Regions from separate parts of the Homo sapiens genome. Here region 1 is linked to region 2. A link is a contact called in ENCODE POLR2A ChIA-PET data. All regions are on one chromosome and are shown on one strand. Each heading gives the region's core, a stretch centred on a gene start or an enhancer-like site at or near the end of the contact. The rest is flanking DNA. Distances are from core to core; before and after follow the strand shown. Region 1 has its middle 21 kb from the start of CABLES1. Region 2 overlaps CABLES1 (Cdk5 and Abl enzyme substrate 1).

What was found. ChIA-PET counts read pairs that join two places held with the same protein, here RNA polymerase II (POLR2A).
Region 1: POLR2A ChIA-PET joins it to region 2 with 12 read pairs in AG04450. The contact joins two enhancer-like sites. POLR2A ChIA-PET finds 5 or more read pairs at or near these places in 4 of 52 experiments (AG04449, AG04450, Caco-2 and 1 more).

What each region holds. Positions count from the first base shown.
Region 1 is chr18:23,111,743-23,118,024 of GRCh38, reverse strand. No RefSeq gene overlaps it. Among named protein-coding and RNA genes, the nearest start is that of CABLES1, 21 kb to the left of the region's middle. Within about 2 kb of position 3,389, at least 13 of the 41 ENCODE cell types and tissues checked have a DNase peak (open chromatin) inside an H3K27ac peak, as active enhancers do.
Region 2 is chr18:23,222,290-23,229,406 of GRCh38, reverse strand. All of the region lies in intron 4 of CABLES1 (Cdk5 and Abl enzyme substrate 1), which reads right to left. Among named protein-coding and RNA genes, the nearest start is that of CABLES1, 90 kb to the right of the region's middle. RefSeq lists an enhancer at 2,655-2,754. Within about 2 kb of position 1,831, at least 20 of the 41 ENCODE cell types and tissues checked have a DNase peak (open chromatin) inside an H3K27ac peak, as active enhancers do.

The sequences.
Region 1 (6,282 bases), core at 2,140-4,639, 110 kb after region 2:
CTCTCTTTGGCATTTGTTGCCTTGCATGGTGATCGCTGTCTGTCTCTGACTTTCCTGGGAATTCCTTGAGGACAAGGACTCTGTCTTATTCATCTTTAAATTCTTAGCCTACCCTAGTGCCTGGCACATAGTAGGTACTCAGAAAGAAGAAAGTATTTCTGAAATGCATGAACATACCAAGAGCTACGAGGTCCCATTTAGGGACTGACACATGCTACTGGGAAGTTCTGGGGAAGTCTCGTACATAGGTACATTTAATCTGAGCCTTAAAGAACAAATCCCACGGGGCACAGTGACTCATGCCTGTAATCCCAGCATTTTGGGAGGCCGAGGTGGGTGGATCACCTGAGGTCAGAAGTTCAAGACCAGCCAGGCCAACATGGTGAAACCCCGTCTCTACTAAAAATACAAAAATTAGCTGGGCATGGTGGTGCGTGCCTGTAATCCCAGCTAGTCAGGAGGCTGAGACGGGAATCGCTTGCACCTGGGAGGCAGAGGTTAGAGTGAGCCGAAATCACGCCACTGCACTAGCCTGGGTGACAGAATGAGACTCTGTCTGAAAAAAAAAAAAAAAAGGAAAGAAAGAAAGGAAGGAAGGAAGGAAAGAAAGAAAGAAAGACAAACCCTCACATACTGGACAAAAGGGAAAAGTAGGCATTTTAGGCAGAGAAAACAGTAGGCATTTTTTTTTTTGAGACGGGATCTCACTCTGTTGCCCAGGCTGGAGTGCAATGGCATGATCTCGGCTCACTGCAACCTCCACCTCCTGGGTTAAAGCGATTCTCCTGCCTCAGCCTCCTGAATAGCTAGAATTACAGGCACCTGCCATCATGCCTGGCTAATTTTTGTATTTTTAGTAGAGATGGGGTTTCACAATATTGATCAGGCTGGTCTCAAACTCCTGACCTTGTGATCCGCCTGCCTCGGCCACCCAAAGTGTTGAGATTACCGGCGTGAGCCACCGTGCCCGGCCCAAAAATGGCTTATCTTTAAGCATGAGAGGGGAGGGAGAGGAACCGGGGAGGCAGGTGGCACTTAGGTCACACAGCTTAGGAGACAAATGTTAATGGGTTGTTTGAAATTGGTTCAGGATGCAGGACAATTCTTTGTTGTGGGTGACTGCCTCACACACTGCAGGTCACCTGAGTCCCTGGCCTCACATAAATATTAACAGTGTCCCCCAACCATTATGACAACCACATATGCCCTTCACATGTCCACAAAGCTTCCTGTGGGTGGTGTCCCCTGGGTGTGGAGTACCACTCACCCCCATCCCTGCTGAGACCCACCAGCTTAGAAGAAGCCTGCAGGAGCTGGAGGATGAGACTGCAGTCCCGGAGCAGGATTCCAGGTGTGGAATCTATCAGTAAAGTCTAATCTGAGCAGTTTGGACTTGAAGGAGCTTGTTTATCCCAGAACCTAAGACTCAGAGAAACAGCCTGGGATTGAACACTGAAATTCCTCCCGCAACATGCCAGTGTGGAGCTGTGGAACCCTATGAGGTCGGTGGCCACCGGCACCTCTCTCCCTGCCAGGGGAGTGGCACCTGCCTAGTGGCCTGATGGGCCCCGTGGTAGTCTCTGCTGATTCTCAGGTTGGGGTGTGACAGGCAGTCCCTGAGCCATGTGTTATCCTTGAAGAGCAACTACTCCCAGGGGCAATGAATCTTAGAGGTTAAGAGTTAAACGTAGCGGCCGGGCACGGTGGCTCACACCCGTAATCCCAGCACTTTGGGAGGCCGAGGCAGGTGGATTACCTGAAGTCAGGAGTTCAAGATCAGCCTGGCCAACATGATGAAATCCCGCCTTTACTAAAAATACAAACAATTAGCTGGGTGTGATGGTGGGCATCTGTAATCCCAGCTACTCGGGAGGCTGAGTCAGGAGAATCGCTGGAGCCCAGAAGGCAGAGCTTGCAATGAGCCAAGATCATGCCACTGCACTCCAGCCTGGATAACAAGGGCAAAACTCCATCTCAAAAAAAAAAAAAAAAAAGAAGAAGTAAACATAGCAGCATGATTCACAACAGCCAAAACATGGGCACAACCCAAATGTCCATCCATAGATGAATGGATAAACAAAATGTGGTGTATACAAACGATGGAATGTAATTCAGCCTTAAGTAGGAAGGCAATTCTGACTCATACTACAACGTGGATGAACCCTGAGGACGTTACGCTCAGTGAAACAAGCCAGTCACCAAAGGACAAATAGTGTATGATTCACTCATGTGAGGTCCATGGAATCATCACGCTGTTAGAGACAGAATAGTGGTTGCCAGGGGCTTGGGGAAGGAGGGAATGAGGAGTTAGTGTTTAATGGGTACAGAGTTTCAGCTGGGGATATGAAAAAGTTCTAGAGATGGTTGGTGGTGATAGTTGCATACAATGTCAATGTACTTACTGCCACAGAACTATCCACTTAAAAATGGTTAAGATGGTCACTTTTATGTTATGTTTATATTGTCACTTAAAGAAAAAAAAAAAGCAACTGCTCGATGCAGAGACTAGAAGTCAAGCCCCGGCTCTGCTATTCACACCAGGGTGTGGTGGGTCTTGGCCAAGTTCATCTCTCTCGGACTCAGTGTCCCTGTGAAAGAGGGATCGTGACTATACTCTCCCCACAGTGGCAATGTGGGGAACTCTTGAGATCTGAGTATAAACCTGGGGGCACAGTGCCTGCCTGGCACATTGGGGGTACTCAGGAAGTGTGGTTATTATGGTGGTTACAGGTTTTACTATTTATTGCTTATAGAAGCAGCCCAAATGCTTCTATGGACTGTCTTTTCCCCTGCAGACACTCCCACAGAAGCATTTGGGGCACTGGCTTAACAGCAAGGTTACAGGTTAACTGACCATGAATGACTGAGATCTAGGACAGGGTGTGTGTAATCTCTCTGCGTCTTCCTGCTGGTTCAACATTCTCTCCTCCCACAAGAACCAGTTCCCAAGGGTACTCCACGCAACTTCACGTTGCCCTGCTTATCTGACCCCCAGAGGAACACTTCTTCCAGTGAAAACCTCCACAGTTCCCATTTAGACTCCTGCGGAGAGTTGCTCATTGCTGTTGACAGCAATAATAGTTCGTTTTCTTTTATTTTGATTAAATAATAGCTTGATTGGAAAGTGTTTCCCGGTGCAGCAATTAATAACTGGCTGGAGTTGCCAAGGCTGGAGGTAAGGCCAAAAGCACTTCACCCAGCTAGTCACTCATTACCCAGGAAATGTTAGACCTGGAGGCTATTCACTGCTGGTACAAACTCTGAAATTGGTAGGGAGAAAAAGGAAAAAAAGAAAAACAGCCTAAGCAATTTCCTTTTAGGTAATGAAAAGTTTAAAAATGGAGTAGCGTGTTGCCATAGCCACCATCTCTGGCTCTGGGCTGGCCTCCACGCTGGCATCCAGCGGACGGCATTTGACATGGTTTTCAGCAGAGGCAGCTGTGCCTCTTAAGTACCCATAATGAATATCTGCAGCTCCAGGCTCCCTCGGAAATCCTCAAGCCTTCACTTGTCACCTAATTTCCTCGGGAAGTGTTTCTAATTACACATTTCTTGCTGCCGGCTCCAGGTCAAGTCTTTTTGTACACAATATGCGAATTACATAAAACCACAAAACAGTGAGGGGACTCTGGAGTGATCAAAATTGCCATGTAGTTGTTTTAACTTAGTAGTTAAGCATCCGTGGGTGTAATAGGATGTCATTTGCATGAGCAAAAACAACATTAAAGGAACATCACGTGTTTCATTCTTGAGAACTCTTTGTAGGGGTCAGAACCCATTTCAGCAAGATATCTATATAACAATAGAATTTCCAACTCTAACACATGGACTGTTTATTTTAACTACAATAGCAGGGGCTTTGTAAAGAGAGACTTGTTTTGTACTGTTACCTGGGATCTGCCATTTAGGGACCTAAATGGCAGTTTTGTTTCCTGGAAGTGAAATAATCCTTATCTTTGGACTCTCTTAGTTTAGGAAATTCTCCAAGACGTAAAGCAACATTCACCAACTATTCTTAGAGAAAACTCTGAAATCTAGTTAAATTTATGTCCAGATGCTACTGTTTGGGTGTTAAGGTTTTTTTTAGAGTTGAGTAAATTGGAGGATTCTTTAGCTCTTAAAGAAGCGGCATAAATGGTTTTCTAAAAAAATGGGTTTTGACTGGACTGAGGCAACCCCCTCCCACACCGCAGTGTTTTGGAAGACTGAGCCTGTGCGGGATGGAGAGGTACGGGGGACTCTGGTTGTCTTCGTGGGGCCATGGAATTTTGCTCAAGTGAGCCCCCAGGCCATGCCCATGGACGTCCCAGAACCAGGGATGGCTGGTTCTGGCACCAGCTTGCAGCTGAGGCAAGACCTGTCCTGTCTTGAGGACATTATGCTAAGTGAAGTAAGCCAGTCATGGAAAGACAAATACACTGTGATTCCACTTGTATGAGGTACTTAGAGTCATCAGAATCATAGAGACAGAGTGGTGGTAGCCAGGGGCTGGGGGGAGGAGGGAAGGGGAGTTAGTGTTTAACGTACAATTTCAGTTTTACAAGATGAAAAGAGCTATGGAGATGGGTGGTAGTGATGGTTGCACAACAATGTGAATGTACTTAATGCCACTCAACTAACTGTACCTTAAAAATTGCTAAGATGGTGGCGGGCTCAGGGACTCACTCCTATAATCCCAGCACTTTGGGAGGCTGAGGTGTGCAGATCACCTGAGGTCAGGAATTTGAGACCAGCCTGGCGAACATGGTGAAACCCTGTCTCTACTAAAAATATAAAAATTAGCTAGGTGTGGTGGCTAATTAGCTAGTCCCAGCTACTCAGGAGGCTGAGGCAGGAGAATCGTTTGAACCCAGGAGGCGGAGGTTGCAGTGAGCTGAGATTGCACCACTGCACTCCAGCCTGGGCGACAGAGTGAGACTCTGTCTCACAAAATAAAATAAAAAATTGCTAAGATGGTAAATGTCATGCTATGTATATTTTACCACACAGACACATATACACACAATGGGGAAAGGAGAGAGGAACCTATCCTGACCCCATTCCCTAAGGAACTTCAGCAGGAAGTAGCAGTCACTGCAAGAAGTGTCTTTTGCTCCAGGTTTCCCTCTGCCCACTGACCCTCCTCCTCTCAGTCTCCAAATGTTGAGTGTCCCCAGGCCAGTCCAGGACTTCTCCTGTCTACACTCGCTTCCTAAGTATCTCATCCAATGACAAGGCTCTATGAGCTGTGACAGATTCTGTCTTCCAGAGTTGGTCCCAACAGTATCTCCCATTCTATAAGCTCTTCTCCAATATGACCTCCACACTCCTTCCACAGAGAGAAGGGGTCTTCAATCTAGGCAGACTTGTGACTCTCTTGTCACCAACAGAAGGGGGTAGAGATGATGCTATGTGACTTCCAAGGCTAGGTTAGGAAAGCTGCCATGTAAGTCGTCCAACTCCCAAAGGCTGCCATACTGGAAGGAAGCCCAACCCTCATGGGGAGGGCACTGTAAGTATCCCAGTTGACAGCCTGTGCTGAGGTTCCAGTGAATAACCAGCCATATCTGTGGGTAAAGATGCTTCCAGATGATTCCAGTCCCAGCTCTCATGTTGCCTCCAATCCTTGAGTCTTCCAAGCTAAAGTCCCAGAAACTGTGGAGTAGAGACTAACCATTTCTTCTGTGCCCTGCCCTGGATTCCCAGCCCACCAAACTGGTGGGCAAATGAAATAGCTGGTTTAAGCTAAGTTTGGGGTTGTTTTTTTTTTTTTTTTGAGACGGAGTCTCACTCTGTCACCAAGCTGGAGTGCAGTGGCGCGATCTCGGCTCACTGCAACCACTGCCTCCCCAGTTCAAGCAATTCTCCTGCCTTACCCTCCCAACTGGCTGGGACTACAGGCATGCGCCACCATGTCCAGCTAAGTTTTGTATTTTTTTTTTTTTTTGAGACAGAGTCTCGCTCTGTCACCCAGGCTGGAGTGCAGTGGCACGATCTTGGCTCACTGCAAGCTCCGCCTCTTGGGTTCACACCATTCTCCTGCCTCAGCCTCCCGAGTAGCTGGGACTACAGGTGCCCATGACCGCGCCCGGCTAATTTTCTGTACTTTCAGTAGAGACAGGGTTTCACCGTGTTAGCTAGGATGGTCTCGATCTCCTGACCTCGTGATCCACCCGCCTTGGCCTCCCAAAGTGCTGGGATTATAGGCGTAAGCCACCGTGCCCGGCCCAAGTTTTGTATTTTTAGTAGAGACGGAGATTTAAGAAGCTTCTCACAGAACTTGCTCAGGTGAAGCTGATCTTA
Region 2 (7,117 bases), core at 582-3,081:
GAGTTTTACTCTTGTTGCCTAGGCTGGAGTGCAGTGGTGCGATCTCGGCTCACTGCAACCTCTGCCTCCCAGGTTCAAGCGATTCTCCTGCCTCAGCCTCCCGAGTAGCTGGGATTACAGGCGCCTGCCACCACACCCGGGTAATTTTTGTATTTTTAGTAGAGATGGGGTTTCACCACGTTGGCCAGGTGGTCTTGAACCCCTGAACTCAGTTGATCCGCCCTCCTCAGCCTCCTAAAGTGCTGGGGTTGCAGCCGTGAGCCACCGTGCCTGGCCCTACTAATTTACTTATATTCCACTTCCTTTTAAAAATGGCATAGAGGCAAGTTCAAATACTACACATGAATATTGTCTAAAGTTGTGTATATTAGGTTAAAATGTTGCAGCTTTTACTCAGAGGTGAACACGGTTAGTCAGGTTATAGGAAGTGATCTCATTTCTACAGACACCCTAACTGAACTACTGGCAAGGAACTGTGGACGATGCAAGGTTGTCATTCCTTCTCTCTACAGTCCTGGGTAGCGCTGCAGCTTAGCCACATGTACCTAGAGGAGCTGCTTTCACATTCTGTGCAAGTTTGTGAACTTCTGCAGAGGCTGTAGGCAACAAGCACACTGAAAATCCAGCACAAAGATATATACTTTTTTTTTTTTTTTTTTTAAACAAAGGCTGACATTTAAAACTGGCCCACGGGGGTGGGGGAGTGGGAGTGACTGGAGGGGGTAAAAGGGAGGGACTCAGAAGATGGGGGTGGGGATTAAAACAGGAGGTAAAAGCACATTTGGGGAGACAGCCAAGCAGCAGTTATACCGTTAAGCAATGAGCAGAAAAACAGGCTGGTTCATTTTGGGAGTGTAAACTCATCCTTCATAGGATGGCACCAAAATTAATTTAATGTAGCTCTCCTTGAATGCCTGTAATTTCACTGTTAGAAACCCCTGGACCCCTGTCTTAGTTTTGGCTTCTTCAGCACAAAGCACACATGCACAGCTGTGGAGTCACCTGATCAAAGCAGGTGGCTAATCTAGCTATCTTGGGGCCAAAGGGGAATACCTAGGTCATTATTAATCATAAAACGGCCGACTCTGGACTTCATCTTTTGTAAAAGGCAAAATGATTTTTAGTTTCCTCTTCTGTGGCTCCCTGGCAGAGGCCCAGCCAGCTGCTCACTGAGCCATAATGCATGAAACAGATTCTGACAGGAAAACAAGATTCCCTATTAGATAACAAGAAGTTCAAGCTATGGCCCTTTCCTCAGGGAGCATGATCAATGAACTAATTAATATTACTCTCTTAAAAAAAGACAAGACTTAAATATCTAACACCTGGAAACTAGATGGAAAAAGTGTGATCCAATTAACTAGGTTCCAAGGCTTTCTGCTTCCAAAATGGAGTGGTCCTGACTTCTCTCCACCATCCTTTCTCTAATGGTGCTCTAAGCCCAAGAACTTGGAACACCTGCCAGGAGCTCCACTAGGCGCTAGCTCTTCAAAGGACAACAATAGGTTGAACACTTTGATGTGTCAATAATTTAAAAGCCAATTAAATATTAACAGGATTTCCAGACCCTTCAAAGAGAATAAGGAGTGAGAGATTTCCTGCACCTAAAGCAAAGCCTGAAAGCTGGATTACGAAAGGAAATACCACTTGTGAGCTAAATTTTAATTAAGAGATTACACATGGGCCGGAAGTCGACGACACAAGTCTTCCCCTTAGCTTAAGAGTCCCGTTTGTTGCCCTTCCGATACAGTGCAGCTGCCATCTTGGACCAGGCCTGCTTGCTGACATCAAGCAGAAGGTGCCTCCAGAGTTCAGAGACAATGGAACAGGGTCCACAGTTGATGGACAAAAGTGAAGTCAAAAGCAGCTTTTAGTCTAGAAGTCCCTTCCCACTCCCACTCAGGACTCCATCGATAAGCCATAAGCCATCCCCTGCAAGGGCAACTGGCAGACAATGAAGGGGTCTTAACGTAGCTTATGACCAAATCTTTGTCTAAAGGCAGCTCCTATAAACAGCCAGATAATGGCATGAGTCATCCATGAGATCATTCCAGAATCTGTCTCTGTGTGGGAATATGCTTGGTGTGAGGAAAGAAACACAATTTGTGAATGTGTAATTTTCCACAACAAAAATTTTCTGGGGAAAGTGGGTGGGGAGGAAGGGGGCATGGGCCTGGAGCCAGGCAGGGAGCATTTAGGCTTGAAGGCTCTAAGAATAGAAGACGCTGTTCTCTGTGTCGCAAAATGATCAACACTCAGGAAATGGACCCAAGCGGATGACCTCATCTGAATGCCCCCAATGCCAAAAGTTAAGGATATAAACACCATGTGGAAGCTGTTGACAATTTAAAAACACACCCCCCAGAGGCACCTTGCAACTCCACTGGGAAGCCATCTTCTTCATCACATGGTCTCTGATGCATCTGTAGTAAGTAAGTGACTCCTGCGACTATCATACAGTCAAGTATGGTTATCTTAAGGGGTGTGAACCTACACACACATCACAGAAACTCTTTTTGCTGGAATCATCTAGTTTGGTGATTTCACATAACCTCCAATCTCAAGTTTACTAGGTTCTCTCCTACTTTCTTCTGGTCGGATCCATGTGTACAGAAATACCAACCCACATCCAGATCTCAGGAAGTAAAGAGCACTTGGTGGCTGGTGTCGGTTCCCTTATGCATAGGGACAATTCTAGGACTAGTTCTCCATACAACACCTGCAGTCTCTCACTCACCAGTGGGTCGTGCTCTAGAAGCTCCTGGGCTGGCAAGTTGGAACTCAGAATGCATTTTTCATTGATGCAGTAAGTGGAGATTAGCCTACCCAAGGCTCTCTGAGCCTATAATGTAACTGAATCAGCCCAAAAGCAAAAACAAGAGCTCGGGTCATAGAAGCAAAAGGTCAGAGGGTGTATGAGGGTAAAAAAATAGGAGGAAGTTGAGTCTCTCCTCTTGGTTTCCTGGTCCAGGCTTGACCCTCAGGAACTTTTTTTTTTTTTTTTTGAGATGAAGTCTCACTCTGTTGCCCAAGCTGGAGTGCAATGGCACGATCTTGGCTCACTGCAACCTCCACTTCTCAGGTTCAAGCAATTCTCCTGCCTCAGCCTCCCGAGTAGCTGGGACTACGGGCACATGCCACCATGCCCGGCTAATTTTTGTAATTTTAGTAGAGATGGGGTGTCACTATGTTGGCCAGGCTGGTCTTGAACTCCTGACCTTGTGATCCGCCCACCTCGGTCTCCCAAAGTACTGGGATTACAGGCATGAGCCACTGTGCCCAGCTGAGTAACACTTTAAAGGTCAAGTTTGTATTATTTCACCTTCTTCTCTGAACTTCCCTTTCCTTCTTAGGACTCCAGGACCCTTTCCCCTAAGCTATTCCTGTTTTTCACAATTCCTTCCCTCTCTCTACATGTAAATCCATAAATTCCTTTGCAGGGCCCAGGTTTCCCACTCCTGGCCCTATGGCGGTGGCACAGTAGCCCACAATGGGGGCTGGAAAGCGAGGGGAAGAGAAGTGGTCTTGGATAGAAGTGTTGGACAAGCTGTTTACTAAGTGGGGTCTGCCTATTTAGGAAAGTTGAGAAAGTTGCTTGCAACTCATTTTGTGAGCTGAGGGTCACCAAGCCAAACCACAAATCCACACTAGAAAAGAGAAGGCCGTGACTAATGTGGATAAAAGGCAGAAAGATTCAGGCTGGCCTTGGCAAGTGTTAGTTGAGGAAAAAGGAGCTGGTTTAAGGCTGGGACTCTTCCCAGAAAATGGCATAATTTACAAGCTTCATCTGAGAAGAGTGTTTACAGCTATGGGAAGGTTTGATGTTACAGTTACAGTGAAAAAGCTGGGCAACATCTGTTCCTCTTCTCTGTAATGGGCTTGTTTTGAAAGGTAGGATTTAGCAAGAAAGATCAAAGCAAAACAATGGTCTCCTCACGTTCCATAAAGTGTATGCATTAAGAAAAAAAAAAAAGACTGGAAGGAAATAGACCAAAATGTAAATGGTGGCTTTGTTTAGGAGGTGAGGCTCAATAATTGTTATCTTCCTTTTACTTTTATACATTTTTCAAATAGTCTTTAAGAAACATGTACTATTGAGGAAAAAAAGACTGAATAAAAGCAGATCTCAAGGTGAATCCATTATTTGTAGAATTGCACCACTGACAAACTCACTGTGAACCTGACTGGGAACTGCTAAGTTCAAGTAGATCTAGAAAGAGCAACATAATAGCTCTGTGATGGCCGGGCACGGTGGCTCACACCTGTAATCCCAGCACTTTAGAAGGCCGAGGTGGGAGGATGGCTTGAGCCCAGGATTTTGAGACCAGCCTGGGCAGCATGGTGAAACCCGACTCTACAAAAAATACAAAAATTAGCTGGGCGTGGTGGTGCATGCCTGTCATCCCAGCTACGCAGGAAGCTGAGGTAGGAGGATCGCTTGAGCCTGGGAGGTCAAGGCTGCAGTGAGCTGAGATTGCACTACTGCACTCCAGCCTGGGCAATACAGTGAGACCTTTCTCAAAAAGAAAGAAAAAGAAGGCCGGGTGCGGTGGCTCACGCCTGTAATCCCAGTACTTTGGGAGGCTGAGACAGGCAGATCACGAGGTCAGGAGATCGAGACCATCCTGGCTAGCATGGTGAAACCCCGTCTCTACTAAAAATACAAAAAAATTAGCCGGGTGTAGTGGCGGGCACCTGTAATCCCAGCTACTCAGGAGGCTGTGGCAGGAGAATGGCGTGAACCCAGGAGGCGGAGCTTGCAGTGAGCCGAGACCCCGCCAGTGCACTCCAGCCTGAGCAACTGAGAGAGACTCTGTCTCCAAAAAAAAAAAAAAAAAAAAAAAAGCTCTGTGACTGGACAAAAATGGAAGTGAAACTAATGCTTAATGAATATCTACTACAGCTTTCACATATAATATTTCATTTACTATTTCATTCATCTCCCTGAGGTGGACATTATAGTCCTTTTACGGAGGAGTGAAGCTGGGGTCAGTAAGGCTAGTTCATTTCCCAGGACTGAGGCTTCTGCCTGCCAGCTCGTTCCCAAGCACCACACTGCCTCCCTGGCCGCCGGTGCCCATGGGTACACGACAGCAAGGATGGGTAAGGGCTGTGGTTTTCCTAATGGAGGCACCAAAGGAGGTGGATGGCAGGAGTGGGGATGAATGGGCTACTTGTGCCCATTCCTGATTCTCCAGAAGAGCTCTCTGTTTAGCTGTTTTATTTATTGGAATTCTATGTAAACTGATACTGGAAGAATGGCTTCTTCAGCTTAAAAAAAAAAAAAAAAAAGTGGAAGCCGACAGTCTCCAAGTTCCTTCCAGCTTTAAAAGACTATATTTGAGCTGAAGAGTGCTCCTTACTACGGAACTCATTTTTGGTCTGGCATTACCTTTACCTTAACTATCTTCCACTTCACATACCCTTTAATGAATTAGCTCAGGGCCACCCCAAGCAGAAGTGGCCGTGCAATCTATCCCTGGTAATGATTAGTGGGACTCTGGGATCAACAGCTGTGTTATTTGAAAGGCGTGGGCACAACCCATACCCAGTCTTTATTCAATGCATGCCAGTAAGTCCTGACAGCTTCCTAACACATGCACCTGATTAGAGATGGCCATGCTGGGCTTCAGAAGGGCCTGGCAATAAGGAGTAGATTGTGTGTGGATGAGTGCGGGTGGGTGGTGGCGGAGAGGATGCAGGCAGGGGCTTCAGTCCACCCTAGACACAGAGAGGGGCTCCAGGGACAGGATAGAGCATCCCACTCTCTACAGAACCGAGCTTGGGAAAAATGCCCCCCCGCCAACTTTTTTTTTTTTTTTTTTTTCTGAGACGGAGTCTCATTCTGTTGCCCAGGCTGGAATGCAATGGCGAGATCTCGGCTCACTGCAACCTCCACCTCCCGGGCTCAAGAGATTCTCCTGCCTCAGCCTCCCGAGTAGCTGTGATTTCAGGCGCCTGCCAGTACGTCCGGCTAATTTTTTGTATTTTAGTAGAGACGGGGTTTCATCATGTCGGCCAGGCTGGTCTCAAACTCCTGACCTCATGATTCGCCCGCCTCGGCCTCCCAAAGTGCTGGGATTACAGGTGTGAGCCACCGCACCCAACCAAAAATGCCCTCTTCTTACTCTAGGCTAGATGCAATCTGAATATGTCCTGCTCAATATGGGGCTGTGTGACTTACATGTTGCTCACATGCTGCTGGTTTGGAGATGTTCAGACAACCTGAGTTGGTAGAGGACTAGATAAACCTGTCAGCCAAAAGCCAGGGAATTCCAACAGGGCTCGAGCAAAGACTGCAGAAGCCAGTGTGACCTTATCTAAAGGCCCTTGGCATCCTTGGGCTTAACATTCAGGGTGCAAGTATTTGTAAGCGGCTCTGTAGGTGCAGAGCACTCGTGATCGGAGAGAACTGCACAGGCTGCGAGGCTAATGCGGGGGGAGTCACCTGGCTAGTGGGTGGGAGGGGCCTCGCTGGGGCTTAGCACTTGCATCTGGGTGCAGCTCGACGCCCTCTTTTGTCACTTCAGGCTTAGCAACTTTGACTTTCACTGTGGGTGGGACAGAGTCACTTGGAGAGAAGCAGGACCCTGAGGTCCATGTCAGCTCATCCGTGTTAGCACCTTCTGGGCCTTCCTTATGGCCAACCATCCAACTCCATCCTTTTATGGAGGTGCCCTCAAGGATGAGGTGCCAGGCTGAGGGACCCTGAGAGATGCACTTGCTTCTGCTGAAGCAGTCCGGCTGTCCTTTGTTGGGGCAATATATATCTATATCTATATCTATATCTGTGTATATATCTATATATCTAATTATATATATCTATATATCTAATCTATATATATCTATATATAGATATATATAGAGAGAGAGACAGAGAGAGAGAGAGAACGTGAGCACTATATTCATAAACATAGCAATTCTCGAAAGTTTCAGAAACCTTGCTTCTACTCACCCAACACATAAAACCAGAGTGACCACTACTTTCTGTGCACAGTGCTGCAGATACCTTGAGGATTAAGATGCAATCCACACCCACAAGTGAAAAATAAGTTAAAATGTATATTATAAGCCCTGAGACAGGAAGGGGCTCTTAGTGGAGCTGGGGGTGGGGGAA